Linked DNA regions of Mus musculus: regions 1 and 3 are each linked to region 2. Evidence: chromatin loops called from intact Hi-C (ENCODE). Cell type or tissue: heart. All regions are shown on one strand.

Evidence for each region. A loop is a pair of places that touch in the nucleus more often than their neighbours do. Peaks named below come from ENCODE experiments on the same cell type or tissue, not always from the same donor. Only the 100,000 strongest peaks of a DNase experiment are listed, where the experiment ranks them.
Region 1: a loop joins it to region 2, with 2.4 times the contacts of the local background. A loop is called at or near these places in 7 of 42 quality-filtered maps.
Region 3: a loop joins it to region 2, with 8 times the contacts of the local background. A loop is called at or near these places in 40 of 42 quality-filtered maps.

Annotation. Positions count from the first base shown.
Region 1 is chr11:95,822,499-95,827,498 of GRCm38, forward strand. Phospho1 (phosphatase, orphan 1) reads left to right here and starts at 2,002. Exons shown (of 3, transcript NM_153104.3): 1 at 2,002-2,211. Gm38958 (predicted gene, 38958) reads right to left here and starts at 1,913. Exons shown (of 1, transcript NR_164195.1): 1 at 1,457-1,913. In heart, no CTCF peak of the experiment used is centred here; DNase peaks (open chromatin) are centred at 1,943 and 2,583; H3K4me3 peaks cover 2,383 bases; H3K27ac peaks cover 1,952 bases; H3K27me3 peaks cover 1,359 bases.
Region 2 is chr11:95,684,263-95,689,262 of GRCm38, forward strand. It overlaps Gm29873 (a long non-coding RNA gene), which reads right to left and starts at 3,010. Exons shown (of 3, transcript XR_388979.4): 1 at 2,926-3,010; 2 at 1,941-2,050. In heart, CTCF peaks have their summits at 1,944 (motif pointing right), 3,226 (motif pointing right), 3,972, 4,732 and 1 weaker place; DNase peaks (open chromatin) are centred at 1,939, 3,189, 4,459 and 4,909; H3K27ac peaks cover 1,425 bases.
Region 3 is chr11:95,748,770-95,753,769 of GRCm38, forward strand. It overlaps Zfp652 (zinc finger protein 652), which reads left to right and starts at 298. Exons shown (of 5, transcript NM_201609.2): 1 at 298-1,378; 2 at 4,106-4,253; 3 at 4,593-4,708. The coding sequence starts at 482. In heart, a CTCF peak has its summit at 2,431 (motif pointing left); DNase peaks (open chromatin) are centred at 1,152 and 2,412.

The DNA of each region.
Region 1 (5,000 bases), 140 kb after region 2:
GACTAACCTTGATCCACTTACCTCTGCCTCCCAAGTGCTGAGATTAAAGGTGAGTGCCACCACCAGAGCCAGCAAAAAACAAACATCTAAGGCCTAGAGGTGTCAGTGTCCAGATTAAATCCTGGGGTCTGGGTCACAGTGTTGAGTAAAACAGACATGGATCGATCGGGTGGTGGTGGCCCAATTCTTTAACTTCAAAACTGGGGAGGCAGAGGCAGGCTGATTTCGGAGTTCAAAGCCAGCCTCATCTACAGAGCGAGGTCTTAGACAGCCAGAGCTCCACAGAGAAACCCTGCCCTTTTGGAAGACAACAACAAAGGCAAACATGGTCTCTGCCCTCAATTTACTTAAAAAAGAGTAAAAGTGACAAGGGAGAGGCGCAGTATGAGGTCATGGGTAAGCAAACTGGGTTGGAACTCCAACGCTACGGTTCATCAACTGGATAGCCCAAGCAAGCTGGGTTAGCTCTTCCCAGTTCGATTTCTTCAGAGCCTCAGTGGCATCATTTTGGAAGGAGAACAAGGATGGGAGCATGGATCCAGACATTCAAATCTTTCCAGCCATCTACCCACTCCCCTCAAGTACACCTAGGGCTGGTTTAAGAAAGGGCATAGTGGCACACATGCCTTTAATCCCAGCGCTCAGAAGGTAGAGGCAGGAACTCGGGAGTAGACCGTCATTCTGGACTATACAGCAAGGCCCATTACTAGCCTGGGCGACAGGAAACTGTCTCAAAGGGGGGGGGGGTCTGGGGGGCATTGGAGGGCCGAGAACAGATACAACACAGATGATGAAGGCTGTGTGAGCCTGTCTTTGAGAAGGGTGTGGAGATGAAACTGCTTCTTTAAGAGGAGGGATTGCAGGGTGTGGGGACTCGGGCCTTTAATCCATCAAATTGGACATGGAAGCAGGAGATTTAGGAGCTCAGGGTCGGGCCTAGAATAGGTAGCAACAAATTATAAGAGACCCACCCTCCCACCCCGACTCAAGATAAAAGGCCCAGGGCCTGAGCACCGCTAGGTAGAGCTAGGTAGAATAAACACCGGTAGCCCTTGGACTTCAGGAAAGAGGTGAAGGGGCGCTGGCGTGTTAGAGAGGGAGCAGGGGCAATGGAGACGTCGCCCTCAAAGATTTGGGCGGGTGGTCCATCGTATCGGCAACTTTTCTGCCAATCTGCCTTCTGCTGGTGGAAGCACGGAGCTCTGGTATTCAAAGCTAGAGGATGATAGGAGAGTTGAAGGTAGACCCAGGCCAGGGTGCACCTCCTCACCCACAGATCCTGTTCTGTGACTGAAGTGAGGTGTCCTTGTGTTCGAACTCTTGGACAAGTCTTTTCTCCTGGGTTCGTCGCACCGGTTCAGAAAGTGCAGGTTTCACCTCCTCTCTTTTAATCGTAATCTAGTGTTCTGAGGGGTGGGAAGGAAGGGAAAGCTCGCCAGAGAGGAAGAGCGGGAACTTGGGAGAAAGCGGGTTTTATTTGCACCACAGTGCTCAAGTGTCGGTTCTCCAACTCCGAGTTTAGGCGGTGCTGGATTGGGAGAGCTTTTCCATCGGCAAGCCCGAGTACCCGGTAATTTGGGGACAGGGTTCCGAGGACTCGGCAGGATGCCGCGACTCCTCCCGGAAGGGCAGAGGGCGAGCTCGGAGCACATGGAGGGAGGGCTGCTTGGCGGGCCGGTCACCCGGCTGTCCCGCGACAAGGAGGGAAGCCGGGCGGTGGAAGGGCTGCCTGCAGAGTCCTGGCGCCGAGCCCAGCAGGAGGCGGGCAGTGTGACACTGACTCACGCACGTGCCCACGCGCACGCAGAGGGTGCCCCGCACCCACGCTCCTCGGACGGGACGCGCCACGCTCCACCCGTCCCGCCCGCCCAGTCTCACGGCCGCTCGCGCGGCCTCCGGGACAGCCCGGAGGCGTGGCTCCCGGGCAGCCCGCCCCTTTGATGTGCGCCGGCGCCACGGTGATTGGCTGGGCGCTTGTGACGTGCGGGGACTGCGGTGGGCCCGGGTGCTGCGGCTGCCGCAGCGCCCGCCGCGGCTCGGGCTCTGGCTCCCCGGCATTTAAAGGGGACGCGGCGGCGGCCCCGAGGATGGGGGGCAGGTGGAAGGGACGGAGCAGAAGCACATCATCCACAGTCCCTCGGGGCTGGAGGGATTCGTGAGCCGGAGCTCAGAAATCCGGGGGTGGATAAGACCGCGTACCCCCCAAATCCCGTAAGCACCCCTTGCTCCATCCTGTCCCTAAATCCCTTAAGTAGCCCCCTTCCCACTACTTCCACTCCAAACTCAGCTGGGACAGACAGCGTGACCGCTGCTGCCCCGCATGAGTCTTGGGCTCCGGGAGGACCGCGATCTAAATGTTGGGGTGGGGGCTGTGTGTAGTTTGAGTGTGTTTCATGTGCTTGGTGGTGGGGTAGTCCCAGGGGCAGAGAACTGAACCCCCTCCTTTCCCAGGTTAATGGTACCCAGTGTCCCTTCATCTCCGGGGACTGTCATAGCTCCCCGCCACCCACAAGTCCTTCCTTCTCCCCGAGCTACGCACCCCCCGCCCGCATTAGAGCGAAGCGCCCGCCAGCTGGGGGTGTGCCAGAGTGCCTGCTTTCCAGTCACCTCTAAAAATATCTCTCCTGCTACCCCACCGGCAGCTGCCATCTCCCTGCCCCTACCCAGTAAGAATCACCTCTGCTTGTCCACCCCAGGCAGGGGACCCCAGAGGTGACGCCTAGTCCCAGATTCCTCACTGGCACCGGGGCGCAGACTAGCTAGGACAGGGAACATACAGAGCCTCCGGAGTTCAGGTAATTTCTTCAAGAGGCAGTAGAGATCCCTGAGTTTTAATCCTATTTCTGATGCTGTGTGATGTAAGCTGGACCTCTCTGCACCCCCTCCCTTGCCCATTACGGGTTAATGAACAAGAAAGGAGTTTGTGAAGTTGCGAGTGTTGGGGGCAGGAATCCTAGCTTAATTGTCAGATCTAATTTCTAGTGATGGGCATACTTATTCTTGAAGCAGAGAGGGCTTGACAGTTTTTAAGTGCTCACCCCCACTCTCAGTCTGCATGTTTCTTGTGGAAAACTCCCCAAACTTTCCTATGGGCTCTACCCTCTCCCCCATTAGGAGAATTTCAAGCTTAGACTTAAGTTAGTGCACACACACACACACACACACACACACCCCTACCCCGACTTCCCACAGATCTAACCTAAAAGTATTTGTATCAAAGGAGCAGGCAGGGGCTGTGATAGGGAATCAGGGCTGCAAACATTGATCTTAGATGAGACTAGAAAAGGACTTCCCTCAGCCCCCAAAAGTTTGCCTCCTGGCTGCTCTAGCATGTGGGAGAAACTCAAAGGTCCTGTCCTGTTCTCCACGGGGACTCTGGTGGTCACACAGAATTTTTTGTTGCTTTGTTTTTCTAGACAGGGTTTCTCTGTGTAGTACCGGCTGTCCTGGAACTCACTCTGTAGACCAAGCTGACCTCTAACTTAGTTTCACCTGCCTCTGCCTCTGCCTCTCTGCCTCTGCCTCTGCCTCTGCCTCTGCCTCTGCCTCTGCCTCTGCCTCTGCCTCTGCCTCTCTGCCTCTCTGCCTCTCTGCCTCTCTGCCTCTCTGCCTCTCTGCCTCTGCCTCTCTGCTTCTGCCTCTGCCTCTCTGCCTCTGCCTCTGCCTCTGCCTCTGCCTCTGCCTCTGCCTCTGCCTCTGCCTCTGCCTCTGCCTCTGCCTCTGCCTCTGCCTCTCTGCTTCTGCCTCTGCCTCTGCCTCTGCCTCTGCCTCTGCCTCTCTGCTTCTGCCTCTGCCTCTCTGCCTCTGCCTCTCTGCCTCTGCCTCTCTGCCTCTGCCTCTGCCTCTGCCTCTCTGCCTCTCTGCCTCTCTGCCTCTCTGCCTCTCTGCCTCTGCCTCTGCCTCTGCCTCTGCCTCTGCCTCTGCCTCTGCTGTGATTAAAGGCAATGCCCTGCACTGCCCAGGACTTATCGCTTATCACCTGTCAGAAGTGAGTGACTTTTTTTTTTAATGGCAGTTGTTTTGAAACAGGAATTTTCATGTAGTTCAGGGTGGCCTCAAACTCAGATTCTCTGCCCCTATCTCCTGCATCACCAGCTGCCAACTGGTCTATGCTATGAAGCCAGAAAATAACTAGGGGTGAATGGGGCAAGGACCAAGTGTCTGTGAGGCTGTGTCAATTTTTGGGAAGAAACCCGGAATACCTGGCCTTCTGCTCTGCAGAGAAAAAGACAAGATTACCAGAGTGGAGGCGCTGGACTTTAATCCCAGTGTTTAGGAGGCAAAGGCAGGAGGATCTAAGTTCAAAGCCAGCCTAGTCTACAGAGAGAATTGCAAGCCAGCCAAGGTTAGGTAGTGAGAGCCTGTCAGCTGTCAGCATTGGGACTGGTATAATTCTTTCAAAGGAAGACAGGCAAGTAGTTAACCCCCTCCAAGAGATGAAAATTAATCTTATCAAGAGTATTTTTATTACATGCCTGGAATCTCTGAACTCAGGAGGCTGTCCAGGTTGGTCGACCCTGTCTCAAAATTAAATACAAAGATAATGGGTTAAGGGCATGCTGTATAGTATCTGCAAAGCCCTGGGGTTGGTCCTGACTGTGGGACGAGGGGAGTGAAGCAGGAAGAGAAGAGAAGGTTGTTCTGTGTGGCTGCTGGTGACCCGTTTGGTTTGTATCTTTGTATCTGACCCTTGCTTCCCTCCCTGCCTGACACTTAGTTCCTCTCTTTGTGATTGCTTTTACAATGGGTGTGGCACCCTCTGACCTATCACCTCTAACTCTTGTCTTGGGACAAAGGTTATATCAGCCGGGATTCCAATGGTGACAGTTTCCCCAATGTCCCTTGCATGCGGTTCCCTCGTCTACCATCCCTGCCCCTTTCTCTCTCACTATCTCAATAATGTTGTCTCCCAGAGCACTGCTAGTTTTTGCTAGTGAGCTTTAACCTCTTTCCAGTTACTAGCTATAGGTTCTTTGAGGGGATAGAGAACACTGAGAGCT
Region 2 (5,000 bases):
TGACCTTTTCCAGTTTGAGGGATTGTCCCCTTACCCTGAGCCACCACCTCTGACTTTGTCAAGGTCCTCTTTAGCGCGTCTTTCCTCCAGGCTCCTTTCCTATTTAATGGTACTCCACTAACATCCCAGACAGCAGGGAACAGCGGGGAGTTTTCAGCTCCTTGGGAATGCTTCTTCCTTTAGGTGTGGAGGGCCAGGAGTCCTGCTGGGCGTCCCACAGGATCAGGTAGGCCCAGGTCTCCACACTCTGTAGTGCTGTCCTGAGGCTCCTGCTCAGCTCTCAGTTCCAGTGTTGACACTCAGCTTGGAGATCCTTTCTTTGCACTCACAGGTGCCTTACAGCCTCTTCTTCATGCCTCTCACCAGTAGTTTTGTTACCAGCTAGACTAGACTAGTCAGGAAGCCAAACACCACCTTCTCCTTTGAAAGCCCCTCCTGCCAGTGAACTCAGCAGTGCTCACTGCCAGGATGAAGATGGCCACTGGGTGGGACTTCCCATGGGCTCACTCAACGGTGACTCAAAGTAGAGGGAAAGTTGTAGAACCAGAGAGATCTGGGTTTGAATTCTGGCTCTTGAGAGAACTCTTATCAGTTACATAAATTCTACACTCTGGGTTTGTTTGTTTTTTTAAATATGTGTTTACACTTTTTAATGTTTTCTTTATGTGCATTTATGTGCACTGGTGTTTTGCCTGCCTATCTGTGTGTGGGTGTTGGATCCCCTGGAACTGAAGTTACAGACAGTTGTGAGCCACCATGTGGGTACTGGGAATTGAATCTAGGACCTCTGGAAGAACAGCCAGTGTTCTTAACCACTGAGTCATCTCTCCAGCCCCTGGGTTGCTTGTTTGTTTTAATTAATACATAAAAACAAAACTGAGAGAGCTGGGGATGTAGCTCAAGGGGAGAACACGTGTCTAGCATGCACAAACTCCGGGGGGGGGGGGGTCCCACCTGCAGTAACTCACAATAAAAAACAACTTCAGTTTCAACAACAGCAACCCCCCTGAGGCTATGACTCTTGTCATTTGGATACAAAAGGATTAAAGGCTTAGTTTCTAATGCAATGCCCCGTGGTATGATTTGGGGAAACTGGGTGGATCATGGGGGCTCTGACCTAATCATGAGCCAGGAAGAGTGGATAACAATACTCTCTACATAAGCATCAAAGCTTGAGTTCACATGCCCAGCACCCATATAAAAAAGGCAGGCATGGTTTTTAGTGCCTGTAACCCCAGTGTGGGCTTGGATGAAGACAGAAGGATTGCTGGGCTTGTGGGCCACCAGCCTAGTCAGAAAAGAATTCACAAGCTCCAGGTTCAGTGAAACATCCCACTTTATGGAAACTCAGAGTAATAGAGTAGGAGACTGGACTTAGACATCCCCCTTTAGTCTCTGCATGTAGGCTGATAAATGCACACTTTATATACATGCACACACACACAGGATTGATCCATTGATGGATTCCCAAGTTAATGACATTGGGAGGCCTCGTTGGAGGAAGTCACTCAGCGTGGCCATGTGGCCTTTGCCCCTCCTCTCATTCTCTGCACCCCCAACGCCCCCAGCCGGTACGAGGCAAGCAGTGACCCTCCACATGCTCCCTCTGTAGTGATGTTTCTGACCATGGACTGAGGCCTCAGAAATCGTGAACCCGACTAAACCTTTCTTCCTTTAAGCTGATTTTCCTCAGGTAACGTTTCGCAGCAACAAAAAGTTGGTTAACATCTCCGTATGACAGTGCTGTTGCAGGATGAGCTGCGAGGCAGGGAAGCTCTCGCTATCAGAGTGCTGAGGGATGTTTCCACCTCCCACGGAGGCCTTAGACACTGCTGTGGTTTGTGGGAAGGCTCTGTGATGGGCAGGCTTGGAATCCAGTGGTTTATTCTCAGGAGTTATTCACTCATAGGGGCCAAACCCTGAGCCAGGCGTGACTATACCTGCTTTTCTCCACCAGGTGGCAGCAGCCTGATTGCCATCGAGAGTTCCAGTCTGGGTGACATGAACAACTTGTTCAGAAAAAGATCCATCTGTTCTGGCCTGGCCAACACTGAAGATAAGCAAATAGGTTAAGGTGACCCTCTGAATATTGAGTTCCTGATAGAGAACCCCTTGGCATCTGTGGTTGTAAATATACTAACAAGTTCTAACCACAGGCCAAACTGGTGTTATCCATGTTTTACCAGGGGAAACCAGAACCTCTAGGCAGGCTCTGGTCTCACCTGTTGTGTGTCTTAGACCAGTGAGGCTTTCAGGGTGCTGAATGCGCAGGTTTTAGTGGCCTGAGGTCAGTTTCGGGGGGGCGGGGCTTATCCAGTTGTTAATAAATTTATAGGACACAGAAGGGACATCGGATTTTCTTTCTGAAACCCCCAAAGATTCCCTTGCAGTTTCCCAAAATACTTGGGAGCGGAAGGAGGATCCATCATGAAATCTGATAGGTCAAGTGTTCAGGGAGGCTTGACCTGCAGACTTGAAGGTGTTTTTAATGAGTGGACAGGCCTGAAAAGGCAAATGTTACACTTGAGTTTTGTTTAATCCATTCATCCAGCAAGTATGTGCAGTCCTAGGTCAGATGCCTCAGGGGATAAAAATGCAGATAGGACACAGGTCCTTTGTCCAAAGGCTCCATCCAGGGGCTTGGAGAGGTAGCCTAGCAGTTAAGGGCACTGGCTTCTCTTCCAAAGAGTCCAGGTTTGATTCCCAGCCCCACAAGGTGGCTCACGTCCATCTGTAACTCTAGTCCCAGAGAATCAGATGCCCTTTTCTCCACCCCAGGCACCAGGCACACACAGTGGTGCACAGATATATGTGCAGAATCAAACAGCAACAGCCAAACCCCCACACACACATACATAAAATAAATAAAATTTATCCCCGCATGAAGGGTGAGCTGGGCCATTTTATTAAAAAACTTTACATTACCGATTTTCTTCTTCTTTTCCTTCAGCTCTCTGCTCTTCATTATCTGGTTCAGGCTGAAAATTAAACCACGAGGCAGTGAAATAGGGAAGAAACGGAAAGGGGGTGGCTGGAGCCTTCAGACTTGTCACAGGGATCCACAAGGCAGAATGTGGATCCTCGGCACTGTTTCTAGTGTGTTCGGATCTGAAAGGGAAGCATCGGCCTCTCCTCCTCCCTGCCAGAGCCTCAGGGAACCCTGGCCCCAGCCCCTCTCTGCACGTCTTCACACGCCAGAAGAGGGCATCGGATCCCTTTACAGATGGTTGGGAGCCACCTCCGGACTTAGGACCTCTTGATTGTCAAAGACACAGAGAAATGTAAAAAAAGAAAATAGACTAATGTCTCTTTGCCCTCAGGTAATATTATACATATACATACATAAATAATAATGAATATTTGTTTTGAGGAGAAGGATAATCAGGTGCTCTAAATATGAACTGTTTTCTGCAAATAATTACAAAAAGACACATAGAGGCTAAGAGTTATGTGCACTACTGAATGTTTTGTGTTGTTGTTGTTGTTGTTGTTTTTTTTGGTTTCGTTTGGTCAGAGAGGGAAATTTAAGAAATCAAACAAGTTATTTGGGGAGGAAGGACCCATGAGGGAGAAATGGTCAAGAGTATTTCACTTTTATGATCCTTCTATGCTATTTGCATTACACTGGTGTGTGTGGGGGGGGTTGTGTGTGGCACAGCACCCTTGTGAGGACTTTCAAGAGCCAGCTCTCACAGGGCAGTGGTGGTGCAGTCTTTAATCTCAGCATAGGGAGGCAGAGGCAGGCGGATTTCTGAGTTTGAGGCCAGCCTGGTCTACAGAGTGAGTTCCAGGACAGCTGGGACTACACAGAGGAACCCTGTCTCGAGGGCTTCTATAGAGCTGCAGAATCAATCCCAGGTTCTCTTTTCCTTCATGTGGATTCATGAAGAGTTTTTGCTTTTGCTTTTGCTGTGTTGCCTCTAATTGGCTTTTACGACTGCCGACAAATCTTAACCCTTGTTGTCTGCTTCTTCAGAGGACCCCCAGAGGTCCCTGCGCTTGGTTTTAGCACAGTAACCGATTGTACCCAGAAAAGACCTCTGTCTTAAGGAGGACAGTTGCTCTGGGCCCTTAGCATTCCCAGGGACTTAGCATTGAGAATCTATGCCTTTGGCTTCTTTGGGGAAGTTGCTGCCTCTCTTTCCAGATCTGCGGGCTTAGCTGCTTGGGGCCTGCTCTCCCGAGTACCCATTGCTCTGGAATGGAACCCGACTCCCAACCGTGGAAAGTGTGCTCCACAGCAAACCCACTCCTCAGGACTCAGACTCCTCAAGACCAGATTGTTCTGTTTGACTGCTTGCTGTACGCGCTGTGCCATGCGGCTCTGAGAGTCACAAACAAACAGGAAGCCAGTCCACTTCCTCTTTGCTGAGGCTGGCCGCAAGTCTTTATCAGCTTGTTAGCCCAGAGGGGAAGGAGCAGCCAGGATTCAGAAAACAACTTCCTGCTAGAGATCATAAGGGATTTTGGTCCCACTGCCAGGAAGGGCTCCCTACTTCATGGACCCGTTGGCCCAGGTTGGCCAGACTTCCTGACAATGAAAGTCTAGCTGCTATCTCCCCCAGTGGGAAGGCTTTTCTGATAAACGCAACCCTGCCTGGGTCCCCTTAGCCTCCAACACTCTGACATGAAACACCTCTGAACTTTCATGAAGCAGCTCTTTAGGGGACAGTCACAAGAACGTGCTGTCCCTAGAGGCAGCACTGACATATTTTCTTGTGCCTCTCTCAGTGTCTGCCCCACACAGCTCTCCCTGTTCACTGGGATGCCCAGTTCATGCTCACAGACTATACAAGCAGTCTCAAAAGGGGGCACCAAGCAGAACTGGCTCCCGATGCGGCAGGAAAGCACTGCTGCATGAGACCGTGGGGCGGCTGACGCAGAGGGAGTGGTGGGGACAGTTCCAAGAGTGTGAAACTGTGGTGTGGCCAGGGTGGAGGCTGGAGATGAGGACTACAGATATATTTGGTGCAGTCAACAAGTCCTGCATGCCACTGGTG
Region 3 (5,000 bases), 65 kb after region 2:
GGTGAATTTGACAGATATGGCTCTTGGTATGATAGAATTTACATTCTAACTGAAATTGGGGACTCATACAAGCCTGTAAAATAATATCCATTTCAAACCATTTGAGGAGAATAATGAATCAAAGTGTATGGAATGTAATGATTTTAAATTTTGTGTGTTGTGAGGAATTCCATGGCCTAAGAAGAATATGGTGATATAATTTTTTCCCTCATTTTTTTTTCTCTTTATAGACAAGATGCTCCAAGTCCCCTGCAGTTCTCTTCGAAAGAAGACGAGGAGTGCTCTGCGCCTGCCGTAAGAACAGCCCTTTTTGACTTAAGGTGGCGGTGGTGCTGTGACACAGGAAGAACTGCATGCAGGCTGCAGGAGTTTCTTATTCTCACTTCTTGAGTAGTTAGTTCTCCGTGGAGGGAGAAAGATTTGAGTCTTAATTGCCCTGTTTTCAAGGTGTTCTGTGTCGTCTGAACTGGGCCACTTCCTAATGAGCTACACAGCCAGTCCTTGTCCGGAGCTGGTTGAACCCTGTGCAGTGCATGCAGAAGGAATGGCCCAGGAAGAGAGCCATCGAAGTCAGGCGCCACCCACCTTCTACCATGGTGCCAGCCAGGAGCTCGACCTGTCCACCAAAGTGTATAAAAGGGAGTCTGGAAGCCCTTACTCTGTGCTAGCAGACACCAAGATGAGCAAACCACATCTCCACGAGACGGAGGAGCAGCCATATTTCAGGGAGCCAAGGGCAGTGTCTGATGTGCATACTGTCAAGGAAGACCGGGAGAATTCTGATGACACGGAAGAGGAGGAGGAAGTCTCTTACAAAAGGGAGCAGATCATAGTGGAGGTAAACCTTAATAACCAAACATTAAATGTCTCTAAAGGGGAAAAGGGTGTCTCTTCCCAGTCCAAAGAGACGCCTGTCCTTAAGACAAGCAGTGAGGAAGACGAGGAAGAGACTGAGGAGGAGGCCACAGATAACAGCAGTGACTACGGAGAGAACGGACGGCAGAAGAAAAAGGAGAAGCAAGTGGAGAGAGTCAGGGTTACACAGAGGCGAACCCGGAGAGCGGCCTCTGCTGCCGCAGCTACCACTTCCCCTGCACCCCGCACAACTCGAGGCCGTAGGAAAAGTGCAGAGCTACCCAAGAGGAAGAAGCGGGCCACCAAGGAGGCTAAAGCGCCAGTTCAGAAAGCTAAGTGTGAAGAGAAAGAGACTCTGACCTGTGAGAAGTGCCCCAGGGTGTTTAATACTCGCTGGTACCTGGAGAAGCACATGAACGTTACTCACAGGCGCATGCAGATCTGTGATAAATGTGGCAAGAAGTTTGTCCTGGAAAGTGAGCTGTCCCTTCACCAGCAAACAGACTGTGAAAAAAACATTCAGGTAGGTCTCACCAGCGGAGGGCAAAGTTTCCAGGCTAGGACCTGGCTGTTCAGAGTCATCTGGTGTCTGCCCAAGAGGATAGAGGCTGAAGGGACAGATTTCACCAATTATCACTTTAGACTCTGCTGCTTGGGTCTTTTCAAAACCAAGGCTTAATCCTGTCTTTCAAAAGCATTACACTTAACTGACGATGGATTAGTGAGAACCAGGTGCACTGGAAGGGGGATTGGTTATAGATGACTGACTGGGATGTAAAGTCAGCGCCGACTTTGCACTGAGAGTCTCTGTTGTGGGACCTGTGAGATAATTCATTCTGGCATCTTCTGTCACGGTGGGAGGTTTGCCGAGTGAGGGCCAGGAGTAGAGAAAGGTCCTTTCCAATTAGAAGGATGTCAGAGTCTAGTGCAGCTGATGGGGACAGAGACCATGACTCAGACCTGTGGAAATGGAAGATCTCCTTACACCCGTGGAGAGATGGCAACACTAAATGTGTCAAGAGGCAAGCCCGTGGGAATATGCAAACCTTAAACAGAGGCTGAGCTGTTTGAAAATGTTGCTTACCTGGCAGTAGGGTTACATAATAATGTTGCTGTACAGTGCTGCTGATGTAACAAAGCGTGCTATTCAAACCACTCTGGTGTCTTGGAAAGATTGTACTGTGACAGGTTAAGAGGTGTTGAATTTATTGCAGCTATATTGGTGTATGTATATGTTTGTGTATTAATGGATATTCATACATGGTAAGTCTGTTATGTGTCCATAAGATGTATATAATAATTACCATATTGAAGCTAACTTTAAAAGATAAATTGTTTTACTTTTGGTGTGGGAAGTTTAATTTTCTCTTTTAGACAATTGTTTTTAATCAATAACTGAATGCCTTTCTTTAAAGAGATTTTTGGTTTTTTTTATAAGCCACTGATTTAGCTTGTAAATCATGACATGATAGAGGTATGCTGGGTAAATAAAAGAGACTCTGGCCATGTTCTCCAGCAGGTGCCTGGGCAGAAGTTGGTTGCAGGGTCAGTCCAATGGAGCATGGTTCAGTGCTGCCCCCTAGAGGTCAAACTTGGATTTCATAGTGGCTCTTTACTGAAAAGGCATTCCTCATTTCTGTCTCTATGATCTGCTTATTTTGTGGGTTCCCTCCCTCCCTCCGTCCTCCCCCTCTTCTTCCTTTCTTCTTATTCTTTTTTTTTTTTTTTTTTTTTTTTAGCTTGAATTTGATTGAGTAACCAAAAACACCAGGTCTTGTTTGTAAGCTTCTGTGCTTCTCCTATCATAGCATGTTCACCCTTGTGCTTGTGTTGTGTGGGTTCTGCTGACTGAAAGCCGTGCAGACTCCTAGGCTGAAGAGATGGCTCAGCACTGGGCACTCTTCAGAGAACCTGAGTTTGGTGCCCAAGGCTCTCATGGCAGCTCATCCCCCCGTTCCAGGGATCTAACATCCTCTTCTGTCCTCCTTGGGCACCAGCCACATATGCAGTATATATACATACAGCAGACAAAACACTCAACTATATAAAGAAATACTTTTTAAAAAAACCCAAGCCCTTTCCATTCCTAAAGAATCTTGTGCTGTGTGTCTTCATGCAGCTCCTGACAACCCTGACAATCTCATGAGAAGAGAAAACTAATCGTTGCAGAAATGGTGGCTTACAGGGGCCATCTGACCTTTTCCAGAGCAGTGTCCATCCAGGGGCTTGTCTCTGAGCTCTTGGTTCTTGACCTCTGCAGTGGCAGTGGCACTCAAGGGCTGTAGTGACTGAGTTCTCTTACTGTTCATTCCTCAGAGCCTGGCAGTTGTCAAGAATTTTCTGGTATCGTTTGGTTGATTTAGTCATTCTTTATGCCTAATAATCCAGGCTGCTGCTGAGCCATGGTTTGGAGAACTAGGCGTTGTGATATAAGGAGGTCTGGAATTGGGGGTGGGGGGTGGGGGGTGGGGGGTGGGGGTGGTCAGTGGTTTAAGAGGTTGCGTTAGCTTCTGCTGGAGGGAAATGGCAGACTGAATTAAATTTAGGGAAAGTTAGTAAATCTTGAACATTTTGTTACAGAATTCTTCAAAATGTGTTTTCTAAAGCATGAGGACATTTTTATACCCTTCAGATCTATAATACTTATATATCTTGTCTTTGGTTGTGCTAACTTCAGGCTTATTTATATTCTCTGGTAAGTACATCTTAACTGCATGGCAGCCTGGGTAGAAGGCAGCTGTACGTGCTGGTCTGTGCCGTAGCGTGCCTGAAGTTCTAGCAGGTGTGCCAGCCTGGACTTACACTCCCCACACCTGAGACTGGAGCAGGATCAGATTTGAGGTTGGCCTTAGTGGCTCAGGGTTTGAGGGTGGTTCTATAGTGAGACACTCTTTCTCAAAACAAGCAACAAAACAGAATACATAAACACCAAAAAGGATATTGGATGTTCTTTTCATCAGTGGAGCACGGGAGCGGTAATAGCAATTAGTTCTTTGCTGCTCGTGGGACTTCTTACTTCTTGCCTTAGGTTTGCTGCTGTTTGCTTGCTCCCAAGGTATCTAAAAGGTGGGTCTTGGAAAATAGAACATACAGAGGTTAGTGTTGGAAGATGAACTGCATGCAGGAATCGTTTTTGTTAGGATTCTGGTCTTGTGCCATGAATCTAAAGTAGATCCATTTCCTCTGCCAGGAGGTAGGATGGCCTCCTGAAGCCTCAGTAAATAAAGATTCTTTCTGCTTGTCCTGCTAGTGTGTTTCCTGTAACAAATCCTTCAAGAAACTCTGGTCCCTTCATGAACATATCAAGATTGTCCATGGATATGCAGAAAAAAAATTTGCCTGTGAAATTTGCGAGAAGAAGTTCTATACCATGGCTCATGTACGAAAACACATGGTTGGTGAGTCTCCGCCCCTCTTTCTCCACCTGCAGACTCCTGGAGTGCTCTCTGCTCCACATTGGGCAGGATATGCAGAGTCAGCATACTGCAGTCAGTTTTAGCTTGTTGAGACTATATGTAGCTTGTCTTTAGTAAGCATGATCAGGTTGGACAGTGCAGTCTTCCCTACCCAGAGTTCTTTTCAGTAGTGCAATTTGTTCTCTCTTTGGAACATTACTGTCAAAGTGAGAGGTAGAAATGAAGACAGCGTAGTTTCCTCACCTTATGGCATCTGGCTTCTCCATTCTGGGGGTTTTAGTGGAATTGTTTTGAGTTTAAATGCATTTTTCTGTGTTACAGCACACACAAAAGACATGCCATTTACATGTGAGACCTGTGGAAAGTCTTTCAAGCGCAGTATGTCACTCAAGGTGCACTCCTTGCAGCATTCTGGAGAGAAACCCTTCAGATGTGAGGTAAGGGGCAAGCTATGCCCAGGCCCTGTCCATGGCTAGGGTTGCGTGGATGACGCAGTAGTAGATGGAGTGCGGGGTGCAGAGCACAAGGCTGGGACACACTGGAGCTTCTGGCATGCGAGGTGCTTGGTGATCTCTCAGTGCTGAGAAGAGAGATGGCCCATCAGCACCCAGTCTCTTAGGGGTAACTGAGAGTGATGTGCAGTGGCTGATCTTTCTCTCAGTGATTCAGAGAAGCTGAGTCTGAGCCAGTGATAATTACCTGAGAAATTCCCCGTGTTCATAACTCAGC